2 separate regions of the Homo sapiens genome follow, and region 2 is linked to region 1. A link is a loop called in an ENCODE intact Hi-C map of the cell type or tissue named here. Cell type or tissue: heart right ventricle. All regions are shown on one strand.

Region 1 (8,000 bases):
GAGATAGGAAAAAGAGAAACCCTAAGAGAATGAGGTGGCCTGAGGTGAAATAAAATGAGTGATTCAAGGAGACAGTGGTCCACAGTGCTAAATGCTGCCCCGGAAGTTCAGTAGAATAAAGATATCAGTTCATGTCCTTTGCAGGCACATGGATGAAGCTGGAAACCATTATTCTCAGCAAACTAACACAAGAACAGAAAACCAAATACCACATGTTCTCACTTATAAATGGGAGTTGAACAATGAGAACACATGGACACAAGGAGGGGAACATCACGCACCAGGGCCTGTTGGAGGGTGAGGGAATAGGGGAGGGAGCACATTAGGAGAAATACCTAATGTAGGTGATAGGTTGATGAGTGCAGCAAACCACCATGGCACATGTATACCTATGTAACAAAACTGCATGTTCTGCACATGTACCCCAGAACTTAAAGTATAATAATAATAATAATAATAATAATAATAATAAAAGATTACAAAGTGCTTGTTGCATGTTAGAACAAATACACAATAAGTCATTTTGGCTGGAGAGGGCTTAGTGGAATGGGAGAGGCTACAGCCAAATTGAGGATATAAATAAAAGAGAGGAAGTGGACGCTATAAATTAGGCGAAGTCTGTGTGTGCCAGAGTAGGGGGAGTTAGGGTGATAGCCTATGGCAATAATGAGAGGATGCAGGATTGGTGGAGGCTTTATTTGTAGCATGGGAGAGACTGGGCATGTTTAATGTCAATGGAAAACACTAGTAGAAGCAGAGGGATGATAGAGGAGGTCCCCAAAAGAGGCAGGATGGGTGGAGTCTGTGGCCAGAGGGGTGGGATTGGCTTAAAGCGGGAGGATGAACCTCTTGCGCTGCAAGAATGAGTATTTTCTATGGGATTATTTGACTTAATGACATAGATACCGCTAAATCTCCTCCTCACATGGAGATGAAGTGAAAATAAGAGACAAGGTTATGACATATTTTCCATGTCCACTATGCAACAGAGGGACACAGAAGCCAAGGGTGGTGAGGAGTCTCATTATTATACAGTTTAATTACCTGTTGTTTTCAGAAATGGCCCCTTTAAAAAGGATGTGTGTGATCATCCCTGCTGGGGAAATTTTATTTTGGTCCAACATTTCCACGTCTGCCCTGGATCCAAGTGATGGATTTAGGTGGAACTCTTTGTGACAGTGAACTAACTGCTCAAGAAGGCATACTGGGAGCTTAAACTTCACTATCAACAAGGGATCAATAGAATTTCCAGCTACCTTACTTTGAATTCTACCCCTAGTACATTGGAGATAACTGACCTTTCCAGTTCTCTAGAGAGACCCACTGACCCTCCAAAAAAAATACAAGAAGGACACTTAAAAGGCAAGAAAGAACCACATGGATCAAAACCAATTGTGTGGGAAGAAATACATATAACGAACCGTCAATTCACTGTAGTTTTCTAAAGGAGACACTTTATTCCCTAAATAAGTATGTTTAGAACGGCTTTCAGCACTGGAGAATGTTTCTCTGCTGTTTACTTTGTTTACTTTTATTATTAACTAGAATCTCCCGGGGAACAGGGATCCCATCCAATGCCCTATGGTGTTTTCTGTCCCATGGCACTGTCTGGCATTTCAATCCCCTGTGAAGCACTTAATTGTACCTTAGGGTTGGGGTGGGCCTCCGTGATCCGGGCATGCTCAGTTCAGACGGGATAGCTCAGAAGTCTGATAAACATAAAATGAAAGCTGAGAGTAAGCAGGTGACGGGAATTGTCAAGGGAATATGTGGTCTATGTTTCTGAAGAATCTGTGAGAAGAAACACCCTAACAAATCTATCAAATGGTGCTAAATCAATTACAGCACGTGTATGCAGTTCCCAAGTTAATTTCTCCTGCCCTACAATTGAAGCCTATTCTGATACTCATGTTGAGTTACAAGGGTAATGCCTGCTCATGGGTTTACTGTATTACAACAGCAATGTGTAGTTTATGTCTTTACGTACACAAGGGCTATGCCTGACGTACATAAAGTCATTGTGGTATTGGCATGTTGTCTATTAGGCGTTTGCTCCATTTGCATTAATTCTGTTGTTAATTCCCTAAAGTAGGTTTGAAGGGTTCCAGTCAGCATTAGCATGCAGAACTTGCAGCACTGGATCTGAGAAGCTACAATATACATGGCATCATGTGTTTATCTTGAGCTGCACACACTCAGAGGGCTTCTTCACTAGGAAACAAGTACTATAATGAGGTCTCCTTGACATGATCCCTGTGGCTCATTCTATTTAAAGCAGAGTTTCTCAGTCCTGGCTGCACATTAGAGTTACCCAGGAGTTCTGGAAAATCCTTGTGGGTGAGACCTACCCAGACCAATGAAGGCAGAATCTCTGGGGGCATCCCTAGTTCTGAAATTCCCGCAGGCAATGCTAATTTGCAGCTAGGCTCGAGAATCAATACGTAGAGTTCTGATGAAGATGATGTCACTTTGGTTTCATTTTGTTGGATAAAAGGTGTGGAGTATGCAATCCTCCGTAGCAGAGCTTGTATTTTGTTTAGAAAGCAGTTACCACCATTGCTGCACCTGGTCTCATAATCACAAGGTTGACTGAGGGACCCCTTTACCATGTTACTATCTAGTAAAACTCATCAAATTCCACTACCTTTGCTTATTATAGTTTTGTTAACAGTAAAAATAGAAAGAATCAGCTGGGCATGGTGGCTCATGCCTGTAATCCCAGCACTTTGGGAGGCTGAGGCAGGTAGATCACCTGAGGTCAGGAGTTCGAGACCAGCCTGGCCAACATGGCAAAACCCCATCTCTACTAAAAATACAAAAAATTAGCCAGGTGTGGTGGCAGGCACCTGTAATCCCAGCTACTTGGGAAGCTGAGGCAGGAGAATCGCTGGAACCTGGGAGGCAGAGGCTGCAGTTTGCCGAGATCATGCCATTGCACTCCAGCCTGGGCAACAAGAGGGAAACTTCGTCTCAAAAAAAAAAAAAAAAAAAAAGAAAAAAGAAAGAGTCACAATATCAGACAAGAGTAGATTAGTTAAATATATACACAATATCCTAAGAGTAGAATATTATACAGATATTAAAAGCAATTCTGCAGGTTTGTTTATTTACATTCATTCATTCATTTAACAAGTATTTACAGAGAAACCCTGGTGTGCCAAACAGTGTTCTAGGCTCTAGGGATATAGTAGTGAACAAGAAAGAGATATTCACATGTTTTAAAGAGAAGGTTTAAAAATAGCATGCATATTATTTTATTACATATAAGCATAAAAATATGGAAGGATCTACATTAAAATATTAATCAAGATCTGTGTGATGAAATTAAAATGATTTTAATTTTTGCTTTTTTGGATATTTTTTTCTATGCTGGGCTTTTATTCCTCATGTAATTCTAGGTCTATAAAATAGACATTCGATTCCATTTCTCAGATGTCTTATAGCTCTAACAGAAACATGTTAAGTGACTTAACATGTAGCAGGACCTGTCTAACTCTACTATGTGGTTAGGGGTGACAGCATGGCTGGGCAGAAAAGTCAATGAGAAGTTTTTTTGTTTCTTTTTTCAGAAGGAGTCTTGCTCTGTCACCCAGGCTGGAGTGCAGTGGCGTGACCTCGGCTCACTGCTACATCCGCCTTGCCAGTTCAAACGATTCTCATGCCTCAGCCTCCCAAGTAGGTGGGATTATAGGCGTGTGCCACCACACCCGGCTAATTTTTGTGTTTTTAGTAGAGATGGGGTATTGCCATGTTGGCCAGGCTGGTCTCGAACTCCTGACCTCAAGTGATCTGCCTGCCTTTGACTCCCAAAGTGCTGAGATTATAGGCGTCAGCCACTGTGCCCCGCCCAAATGAAAAGTTTTGATGGCCTCTGGCAGCGACAAGCCTGGCTACTGAGGTTTAAAGTGTAGTGAAAAATAATTACATTAATTCTCCTAGGCTTTTTTCTTATTATTTGCTTTTGTCCACTTGCTTTTCTGTGTAAGTACTTGAGATATTAGAGTCTCAAAAAGTACTTGAATAGATGAGTTAATGATTTGCAAGGTGGTTGAACCTGTGCCCAATCATTCAACTGCAATATTGAAAGTAGCCACAAGATGGCGAGAACGCTTAAAAAGTAAAGAGACCAATAAAAATCCCACAGTCAGCCAGTGGGTGATGTGTTCCCTTGCAAATTGCCATTAACGTGAGCTCACTGACAGACATGTAATCATCAGCCTAAGGTGTCTTGTCTCCTTTGCCCCTGCTCAGCAGAGAGTGCAGCTGACATCAGTTACATAGAGGGGTTCCAGAATCTTCTCTCCCTGCAGCAACAGGGCTGCTTTGCTAAATATGGAAGCCCATGTGACACTTGACTTAGCAAAAGGCTTTAGACTTGCGTGAACTGCCTGTGTGGAGAGCTGCTTGTCCCTGAGGGAGAAGTAGCATCTGCAGTCATGCTGGAAGAAGAGAAAAGGAAACCATACTGTATATATATATAGTTTTTCTTGCCTTTGGTCAGTCTGAGGGCTGGAAAAGAGGGGCTGACAGAATGGTTGAAAGATAATAATAGTGTGATCAGTCTGCAGGCTTCAGAGGCTAGGGGTACAGCAGGTCCAAGGGAGGAGGAAGAAGGACCCCCCCAAAATACAAGTTGTAAAAAAATCATAAAGTATGTAATAATGAAGGATTCACAGGGTCATCTTGCATATATCTAAAACCTGTCCAGGGATTCGCTTTCCAGTTTATGAATGAAAGCAAGTGAACCTTAAAGCAGCATTTAAAAAAATTGTTGATGGATGAAGGCTTATTAGAAGATATAAATATAAAAATCTTGCTCTTGTTAACTTTCTTTTTTGGATTTCTGTGCCCCAGCCTCCCTCGCATTTGTGTGCCTGATGTGAAGTGCATACGCCCTGGAGCTGCACAGCTGTGTTTGGCTTCAGCTTTGTACGCATCTGTCTATGTGACCCTTTTGACCTCTTGGAGCCCTGGTTTTCATGCCTGTAAGATATGGCTTACAGGAAGAATCAGAGAGTCATGTTTGTAAAGTGTCTCACATGGCCCAGCACATAGTAGGGGTTCAAATAAAATGATTTTCCTTTCTTTCCAATCTCACCTTCAGCCACTTTACTTTCGAGTGTTGCCTGGACACTATATTGCCAAGACTGTGTGCTTTCTCTCTCTCTCTTCCTTCTCTGGAGGTCTCTATCTTCCTCTTTGTCCTGGAAATCCCACCATTACTTCAAGGTCTGGTCCAAGTAAAGGTGTTCCTCAGAGCCCCACTGCCCCAATGCCAAAGAGCACTCTGATGAAGTCTATTCTCCCTATCAATGATGATATCTCTTGTGGAACTTATGCTGCTTAATCAGAGATAATAGTTTCCATGTCTGCCATCCTCCTTTACTCCACATTGTGTGTTCCTGGAGCATGAGCTATGACAATGTCTTACATGTCTTCACATCTCTGAATAAATGGAAGAATGAACTTCAGTTGCACTGTTCTGTTCCTTTTTTTCCATGGGGGGAAAAAGATGTCTATAAATGTGTCTGAATCAGTAACTGCCAATGTTTTTGCTCTGCTTGACCATTAACTCAAGTTATAGTCAAAGAAAACAAAACATTTAGATAAGACCATATTATTATGTCAACAACCAAACTCGGTCCTTCGCTTGAAGATTTTGCAGTTGAGTCTGCAAAAACTCTAACTAGCTATAAATCCATATGGGAGCGTATGTTTCATCACTTCCCTCTGACAGACCCAGATGCAGCTCTGTATTAATTAAATCCAGGTCTGAAGAGCCACTATCCAAGCAAAAGAAGTTATGCATGTGTAGCTTATTACTTACATAAAGTGAAACCCTCCCTCACTAAATGCATTGTATGATAAATGAGCTGGACACTGTCCCAGGCCTTTCAGTTTTTACAAAGAGGATAATTTTCTTTAATGTCCTCCTTTGGCAAAGACTACGAATTTTGACAAGAAAATTCAAACTGAGTGAAACTGCTTGCTGTCTCATATCATTGGGTATCCCAAGACAAGAGGAGCTCAAAGCTTTTAGTAACATATTTGGAAAGGTTGAGAGTTCATGAGGAGCACAATATCACTAATGTATTAAATATGGATTTTTAGCATAAGCTAGTAGCTTCCTAGGGAATGCATGTCTCTTTAATGTAGAACCTTTACACTTTACTTGGGAATGATTGATGGAATTGCTAATAGCAGCCTTACAAGTATTATCTCATTCAATCATCCTCAGCACCCTCTATGGTGGCCCTATTATTATCCCTGTTTTACAGATAAGGAAACTGGAGCTTGGGCGTTTAAAAGACTTGCTGAGAGTTACACAGAATGTAGGTGAAATGAATTCAAGGCTGGTTTGATCTCAGAGTAAACTGTTACTATGTACAAAACCTTGTAAGGCTGTTAGTAAAAGTGACTTATTCTGGTTTGCTGTTCATAATGTAAACAAGGATAGGTTACATGTTCATAAAACACAGACTCTGAAAAATGCTACCACAGGGCACAAATACTCTAATGGAAGCACCAAACATTGTGGAACTTGGTCAGAGGAGGAGGGGGATCATAAAGGCTTTTTGACAGGAGCATAAGTGAGTTCATGAAAACCAGAAGTAACCTGGAGTAGCCATTGGTAAGGTTTATCCATCTTGAGGCTTTGAGTCACATAGCATCTTCAAACTTCATTTCTTTGTTTCCTCATGATAAAAATGCAAACATGTCTCAATCTAAGTAATGACAGCACCATATTTATAAGAAAGTCAGAACATTTAGGGAGGTCTCCTTTGTATGTTTGACTTCCAACTCACATTTGAATAACTCACGGAAAAGGGGCTGTCAGGGACAAGATATGGATTAAACTACATCATGTTACCCACTTTAGCATGTTAACATAATTTGTAAAAAAAAATGGTAGGAGTACTGACTAGCTTTTCACACTGATCACCCAAATGTTACATGATCATATTAAAAATGGTGATATTATCCCCCCAAGAAAAATTGATACTACTTTGCAAATTACTACCTCCTCAAACATGATGAATGAGAAAAAAAATTTAACTTTCATTTGAAATGCAAGTAAAATGATAAAGGAAGTAGCCTAGCAACCTACAAAAATCTTTTTTTACAAGTTTATATTTCAAGGAATGAAGATCAGGGCTCAGCTGGTCATTTAAGGAATGATTATTGAGCATTACTTTGTCCCAAGCATTATTATCAGCAACTGGGATACATGAGTGAACAAAATAGACAAAGGTATCTGGTCTCATCAAACTTACATCAGTGAGGGGAAGATAGATATTACACAGTAAATATAATAGGCAAATTATTAGGAAGGTTAAAAGGTAATATAGAGATACTGAAAAAAGAACAAGTAAAACAGAGTTGGAAGGACCAGAAGTGTGGTGGGGCAGTGTTCGTTTTTAAAAATGGTGATCCACATGTATATCCCTGAGAAGGGGAGATCTGAGTAAACACTTAAATGAAGTGAGGGATTTAACCAAGCAGATATCTGAAGGAAGATCACTCCAGGCAAAGGGAAACCGAACGCCTAGAGCAAAGGCCCTAAGAAGGGAATGTGTTTGATGTGTTTGTGTTCAGGAACAAGGTGGCCCATGAGGCTGGGTCAAGCGAGTCAGGGGTGGATGAAGGACAGAAATATGGGGAATCAGGACCCAGAACAGGTATGACCTGCACATAATGGGGGCGGGTTGGCTTTTCTCTGAGTGAAGTGGAAGCCATTTCAGGGTTTTGAAGAGAGGAGGCTCATAGTCCGCCTTGCAACTGAAAAGGCTCCCTCTGGCTGCAGTACTGGGGACTGCAGGGAATGAAAGCATAGTAGGAGGCCTGTTAGCACAGCGAGCCCCAACCTTTTTGGCACCAGGGTACCAGTTTCCTGGAAGACAATTTTTCCATGAACTTGGGGGCGAGGATGTTTTCGGCATGAAACTGCTCCACCTCAGATCATCAGGCATTAGTCAAATTCTCATAAGGAGAGTGCAACC
Region 2 (8,000 bases), 260 kb after region 1:
TGATTTGGCTCTCTGTTTGTCTATTACTGGTGTATAGGAATACTTGTGATTTTTGCACACTGATTTTGTATCCTGAGACTTTGCTGAAGTTGCTTATCAGCTTATGGAGATTTTGGGCTGAGATGACAGGGTTTTCTAAATATACAATCATGTCATCTGCAAACAGAGACATGTCATCTGCAAACAGAGACAAGGACTCTTTTACAGAACATTATTGCTAAATGATGATCTGACATTGGCTTGAACACTTCCAGTGATGGGAGCTCACTGCTGTAAAGAGAGGACTATTCCATAAATACAGTCAATAGATGAACGTGCATTACAACAATCTGTCCCTTTCCCCCAGTAATATTCTCCGCTTGATTCTAATAGTGTCATCTGTAGCAAGTAATCTGTTCACTTTTCCAATGTGACAGACAGCCAAAATTTGAAGTTCATTAGAGTTGATGATTCCTGCTGTAAGGATAGATATATAGGTCAATACAAAAAATAGCTGATCAAGAAGTGGACTGTTCAGGAAACAACAGATGTTTTAGAGTATATGGAGAAATAGAAATGCTTTTACACTGTTGGTGGGAGTGTAAATTAGTTCAACAACTGTGGAAAACAATGTGGTGATTCCTCAAGGATCTAGAACTAAAAATACCATTTCACCCAGCAATCCCATTACTGGGTATATACCCAAAGGATTATAAATCATTCTACTATAAAGACACATGCATACGTATGTTTATTGCAGCGCTGTTCACAATAGCAAAGACTTGGAACCAACCCAAATGCCCATCAATCATAGATTGGATAAAGAAAATGTGGCATGTAAACATCACAGAATACTATGCAGCCATGAAAAAGGATGAGTTCATGTCCTTTGCAGGGACATGGATGAAGCTGGAAACCATCATTCTCAGCAAACTAACACAAGAACAGAAAACCAAAAATGGCATGTTCTTACTCATAAGTGGGAGTTGAACAATGAGAACACATGGACACAGGTAGGGGAACATCACACACCAGGGCTTGTCAGGGGGTGGGGGGTGGGGGATGGGATAGCAATAGGAGAAATACCTAATGTAAATGACAGGTTGATGGGTGCAGCAAACCACCGTGGCATATGTATACCTATGTAACAAACTGGCACATTCTGCACATGTGCCCCAGAACTTGAAGTAAAATTTAAAAAAATGAAAAGCTCTTGTTCAATGCAATGTAGAAATACAAAAAAAGAAAGAAAGAAAAAAAAGAAGTGGACTGTTACATTTACAGGTGGTTGATTTTTTTTTTTTTTAATGGAGTCTCGCTCTGTCGCCAGGCTGGAGTGCAGTGGCGCAGTCTCGGCTCACTGCAACCTCTGACTCCTGGGTTCATGCCATTCTCCTGCCTCAGCCTCCCAAGTAGTTGGGATTACAGGCATGCACCACCATGCCCAGCTAATTTTTGTATTTTTTTTTTAGTAGAGACAGAGTTTCACCACGTTGGCCAGAATGGTCTCGATCTCCTGACCTCATGATCCACCCCCCTTGGCCTCCCAAAATGCTGGGATTACAGGCATGAGCCACTGCACCCAGCCAGGTGGTTGACTTTTAACAAACATTTCAGGATAATTAACTGGTGAAAAACTTGTCTTTTCAACAAATGGCACCAGAACAGTTAGATATCCACATAAAAAATTGAATCTTCAAATCACCTCACAATATATATATAAAAATGAACAGAAACAGACATTCACATAAACATAAAAGCTGAAAGTATGGTACTTTAAACAGAAAGCATAGAAGTATATCTTCTTCCCTTGTAGGAAGAAGATATTTCTTAAATATGATACCAAAAACATAAACTATAAAAGAAAAAATTAATAAATTACATGACATTAAAATTCAAAAATGCTCTTCAAAAGAAACTGTTAAGAAAAATGAGAAGTCAAGTCATATGCTAGGAAAAAATTCACAATACATATATCTGACAAAGGACTTTAGAACTTACAGTGTACTCTTACAACTCAATAAAAAGTTTTTGAACATACCAGGTACAAATAGGGAAAAGATTTTAGCAGATTCTTCGCCAAAAAAAGTGTATACAGATGGTCAATAAGCACATGAAAGTAGCTCAACATCATTAGTCACCAGGGAAATAAAAACTAAGAGATCCCATTCCTCACCACCAGGATAGCTAAAATTAAAAAGGCTGACAATACCAAGTGTTGGTGAGAATCTGGAACATCTGAAACTTTCATGCATTGCTGTTGGGAAGGTAAATTGGTATAATTACATTGGAACAGAATTTGATGTTTTGTTATAAATTTAAATATTGTTTTACAGTGCTAGCCAGAAATTTTACTCCACTGTATGTACCTAAGACAAACTAAAGCATAAGTTTACAGGAAGAATTTTACACGAATGTAATTAGAAGCTTTATTTGTAATTACTCTAAACAGGAAACAACCCAAATGTCCATCATCAGTTGATTAGATAAACAAATTGTTACTTATGTTAAAATCAACACTTCTCAACAATAAAAAGGAACAAACTATTAACCTATGCATCATCCTGTTTAAATCTCAAAAACATTATGCTGAGGGAAAGAAGATAAGCAAAAAAGATTATATATTGTATAATTTCATTTACATTAAATTTTAGGAAAATCTAAACTGGTCTATAGTGACAGAATATTGCCCATGTGTTGATGGGGTTTGAAGTGATGAAATTTGACTGCAAATATTCTATATCTCGATTGTGATGGGTGTCACACGATTGTTACATCAGGATATCGTTTGTCAAAAGTCACTAAATTCTACACTTAGATTGTATACATTTTGTTGTACGATAATTATGACTCAAGTTGATTTTTGAAATGTTTTTTTCTGATTGTAAAAGTAATACAATCTTTTTTACAAAGTATGAGAAACAAAATGTAAAATTAAAAACAAAAACTGTGACCCAATACCCAGAGAAAACAAATACAGAAGATATGATATATTTTCATTTCCTTTTCCTTCTGATATATATGAACATTAAAGTTTATGTGGCATTATTGGATATTTGGGGGCATATAATTTATTGTTAGAATAAAGAATGCCAGAATAAACTTTTCGTATATATTCTTTGACTAAGCTTCCAGTAATTTCCAGAGCCATATTACTAGTCAAAGGGTATTACATTTTTTTATTATACTTTAAGTTCTGGGGTACATGTGCAGTACATGCAGGTTTGTTACATAGGTATACACGTGCCATGGTGGTTTGCTGCACCCATCAACCCGTCATTTACATCAGGTATTTCTCATAATGCTATCCCTCCCCTAGCCCCCCACCCCCCGACAGGCCCTGGTGTGTGATGTTCCCCTCCCTGTCTCCTTGCTATGCTTTGTAAAATTTTTTCCTAGAATGATGATCTATTTCTACTAACCATATGTAAAGCACGACTTTGATCTTTGCCATATCCTAAGCATAATTGCTAATTACTGAATTAGTCTTTTCTCATTTGAACAAAGGTCATTTTAATTTGCATTTTTTTCTATAAGTAATTAGATTACATTTTTTCTTAAAATATGTTTATAGTTACTTATGTTTCTATAAATTCTGTTCAGGCACCACGTCCATTTTTTTTCTGTCATAATTTTATTAATTTTGAGACAGAGTCTGGCTCTGTCACCCAAGGTGGAGTGCAGTGGCACAATCACAGTTCACTGTAGCCTTGACCTTCTGGATTCAAGAGATCCTCCCATTTGTGCCTCCCAAAGTGCTGGGATTACAGGTATGAGCCACCATGCCTGACCCAGTATTTTATTTTTAATAGATATATGTGCTTCCTTATCTCTTAAGGACATCACTGTTTGTGGGTCATATTGGTTTTAAATATTTTTCTCAGATTTTTTTTCCTGGTATTTTGGTTGTTCAGACCAAATTTAACAATTAAAATACCAAAAATTTCTATTTTTGTGTAGTCAATTTTTAATTTGAATTCTGCTTTTCAAGATGTTAGCAACCAAACTATACAGGAATTTGAAAATTTTCTGTATTAAGCACAAGGCAGTATGATTATTCCATATATGAAACCATAAAAGAAAAATAGACTGGACTCTACTAGAAAGGAAAACATGGAGAAACTTTTACCTGCCTCAGCCTTGCAACAAATAACATATATAATCTACCTTAAAATAAGAAATACGTAATAGTTGAAGGAAAGTAAAATACAGAAAAGAGAGCGCATGAGGTGGTGTTTTGGCATATGCCACTTCTTATAGGCAAGGAGTATAGATATGGAGTTGGTGGTTAAGGTTATGATACATGTTTAAGATTGGATACTTAAAAGCTTACCTGCCTGGGTCTTAGGGAGCTACTGGTAGTGTGTATACATGGACCTCACTCATAGTCAAGAATATTTGGACATTGCTCACATGACTCTTCCTAAGATATTGGTATAAGAATAAGAACCTGAATTTCAGAGAGTATTGACTAAACCATAATGTAAGGTTCGAGCAATCAGGTGGTTTTCACAGGCCACGTAGTGTTGTCCAAGGGTTTGAGGTGATGTGAATGAAGTTTTTTGCGTTAGAGAATCAGTGACCACAGAGGTCTTTCTAATCTGTGTGTGAGCACCGCCTGCTGGCCACCACAGGGAAAATTGACCCTGGGAAGCTGTTTCACGGAGAAGCATTGGTGCCTAGACAGGGTATCACAGTCTTTAAAGAAGTTTGGCCATATGCAAATTACAGTGATGATTCACTGTGGTATGCAAATTACAGTGATGACTCACTATGGAAAGAGATTTTTTGCTTTCAAAGTGTCTTGGAATGTGAGACTTTGAGAATTATCTTTCTAAAGGGAGCGAGTGTGGAAAAGTTATTCTAATGTGCTGTTTGTAGGAGAGTAGGTTGGTTTAATCTTCAGGAAGTGCATTTTGGCAATGTGTGCCAAAAAATTAAATTGAACTACCAAATCCTACTTTTAGGAATTTATCCTAAACAAGTAGTAAAAAAAATTAGCGAAGATAATTGCAAGGGTTCTTTTTTTTCCCAAAGTAATATTATAGTGGCGAAAAAAATGTATTCCATTGTGAAGTAAAGAGACTGTTTATGTAAACTATGGTTTGGCCACCTAATGGAATACTATGTTGCCATAAAAAGGATGTATGTATTTTGATATATATCAATATGGCAAGGTATCTATAGTATATCATTAGGTGATAAAATGCATGTCCATTAAACTTCATGTACTGTATCATGAGCTCTGGAGTCAAACGGCCTTGTTTCAAATTCTGGCTTCTCCACTTGCTGTCATATGAGTTTGGGCAATCTGACCTTTTCTGTCCTCAATTTTTTTATCTCTAAATAGGAAATTTATTGATAGTACATACTTTATAAGGTGGCTTTAAATATGAAAAAGGAATTCAAATAAAGGGCTAAAGCTCACTACACCTAAAAAAAAGTCAATTCTTTTGATTGTATCTTTGTGCTCATAAAATATATTCCCACTTATGTTTCTATCCAGGAACAGAAGTAAAGAATAAATCAACATAATGGGGCTATTTATCTCATAGTGTTGTAATTAAAGGTAATTTTTAAAATATTTTCTTTATACCATTTTATATATTTTAGTTTATACTTTTAATATGTATCACATATAAAACTTAAAATAATCAAAGCTATTTTCTATACAAAAAAAGAAAAGCAGCCTTCTTACTGCAGGAACAGTAAGGCATCATTAACAACATACTTTTTGAACTGAAAATGAATTGAATTTGAAATTTCAGATCATATTTAGAGCTTCATAATCGGTTTGGCCAGGTGGTGTTAGTAGTCACTGAAATTTACAGATGAAAGCATGAATCCTGAATACCCAGATAGAGTTCAAATTTTTCTCAAATGAAATATCTATAAAAGCTGGGAAACAAACTAAATTCCCCAAAGGAATGCTTTTCTCATAATCTCCATGATTTAAGCAAAAGTAGGGCAAGTACTACTGATGTGCATATAATCATAATAATGACTTTGAAATCTGATTTAATGCTACAGAATGTTCCTTTTTTGTCATATATCATCCATGGAGAGGAAAAGATAAAGGAAGAGAAGGAAAGAGGCCATATATGATCGTTTTTGAAGTGCTACCTAAATTATCTGATTTTTATTCTTAATGGATTCTTATTTGAAGTTTGATGTCAGTGAATGTTGAAATAAGAAATTATCTTAATATCACATTTCCAAAGTTCCATTTGTGTTTCTCTACAGGGTTCTATTTAATGATACTTGTTTGCAAATCTCAGTGTCTGCACATTGCCCCATACTCAAAATAGACAGCAGGGGGCAATTTCTTTCAGGATTGCCCTTTCTAAAATCTTTGTGTTGTTACAACCAGAAGAAGAACCCAGCCATAAAAATATTGACGAACCGATGTATGAGTTTCACAGTTGGGCTTATATGAGTATTAAAGTTCATGGTGGAACATGGACATTTAACCACGTGCAAGGATTTATTTTGTTTCAGATCAAGAAAATTATCTTGACTTTTCAGATAAGATGGGAAGATGACTACAACACAGTCATCTAATACTCTTTTTCCCCAAATTCCTTCAAAATAAGAAAGAAAAAACCCGCATGGCCATTGGAAAGTAGGAAAGGCACTATCGAATTTGCACTAGCTTTGGAGAATTTATTGGAGAGGTGGTGAGATGAACCCAGATTGATGAAAGTTCTAGAGTGACTCACAGCACTCCTCCTGTACAAGAGCCGTGCTCCTGGAAAGGAGGGGAGGAGATTCTGCCAGACCCAGGCTAACATCCAAAACTAATCAAGCAAGAGCTGGAGATAAGCAAGGCCTGTTTTGTAAGATTTGGACCCCACCAGTTAAGCTCCGTTGTGGAATGTGAAATGTCAAAGAGACATCAACTCACATGTCAACAGCAGTTGATTTATACTGACTGCATGCTTGTGTTGAGAAGAATTTAATGCTGTGACTGGGCTGAGCAGTAGGGTTGCCAGATAAAATACAAAATGCCCAGACAAATTTGAATTTCAAATAAACAACACATACTTGTTTAAGTATATATTATGTCCCAAGTATTACACAGGACATGCTAAAATTAAAAACCTATTTGTTGTTTCTTCAAATTTAACTACGTACCTTGTATTTTTATTTATCAAATTTGGCAATCACGTGTAGCAGTGAAGAACATGCTGACTATTGGTTTTGTCTGCCATGATTAATGAAAAGAGAAATGGCTCCACAGTCCCAAGGAGACATGGAGTCAATTCTACTGTCCAGCATCCACAGTCTCATGTGAAAATGACAGGTGCAATATTCACCACAGAGAATATTTATAGCTCTGCCTTCTTCCCCACTGCCCAGTATTCAGAGATGCTCAAATAACAATGTAAATTTATCTCAAGAAAAATACTCTCTCACTCCTCCCTAACTCATTTTATGAAACCAGCATCATCCTGATACCAAAACTGGGAAGAGACACAACAAAAGAAGAAAACTTCAGGCCAATATCCCTGATGAACATTGATGTGAAAATCCTCAATAGAATACTGGCAAACCGAATCTAGCAGCATATCAATAAACTTATCCACCACGATCAAGTTGGCTTTATCCCTGGGATACAAGGCTGGTTCAATATACACAGATCAATAAATGTAATCCATCACAGAAAGAGAACCAAAGGCAAAAACCACATGATTATCTCAATAGATACATAAAAAGACTTTGATAAAATTCAACATCCCTTCATGTTAAAAACTCTCAATAAACTAGGTATTGATGGATCATATCACAAAATATAAAGAGCTATTTATGTCAAACCCACAGCCAATATCATATTGAATGGGCAAAAGCTGGAAGCATTTCCTTTGAAAACCCATACAAGACAAGGGTGCCCTCTCTCACCACTCCTATTCAACATAGTATTGGAAGTTCTGCCCAGGGCAATCAGGCAAGAGAAAGAAATAAAGGGTATTCAAACAGGAAGAGAGGAAGTCAAGTTGTCTGCAGATGACAGGATTTTATAT

Evidence for each region. Hi-C counts contacts between places; a loop is a spot of excess contacts. Peaks named below come from ENCODE experiments on the same cell type or tissue, not always from the same donor. Only the 100,000 strongest peaks of a DNase experiment are listed, where the experiment ranks them.
Region 2: it touches region 1 in a loop (11-fold over the local background); 66 of 110 quality-filtered maps call a loop at or near these places.

Annotation. Positions count from the first base shown.
Region 1 is chr6:12,890,171-12,898,170 of GRCh38, reverse strand. All of the region lies in intron 4 of PHACTR1 (phosphatase and actin regulator 1), which reads right to left. Among named protein-coding and RNA genes, the nearest start is that of PHACTR1, 180 kb to the right of the region's middle. In heart right ventricle, CTCF peaks have their summits at 3,895, 4,095 (motif pointing right) and 7,796; a DNase peak (open chromatin) is centred at 4,110; H3K27ac peaks cover 1,514 bases.
Region 2 is chr6:12,634,824-12,642,823 of GRCh38, reverse strand. No RefSeq gene overlaps it. Among named protein-coding and RNA genes, the nearest start is that of LINC02530, 53 kb to the right of the region's middle. RefSeq lists a silencer at 4,518-4,577. In heart right ventricle, a CTCF peak has its summit at 4,591 (motif pointing left); a DNase peak (open chromatin) is centred at 4,601.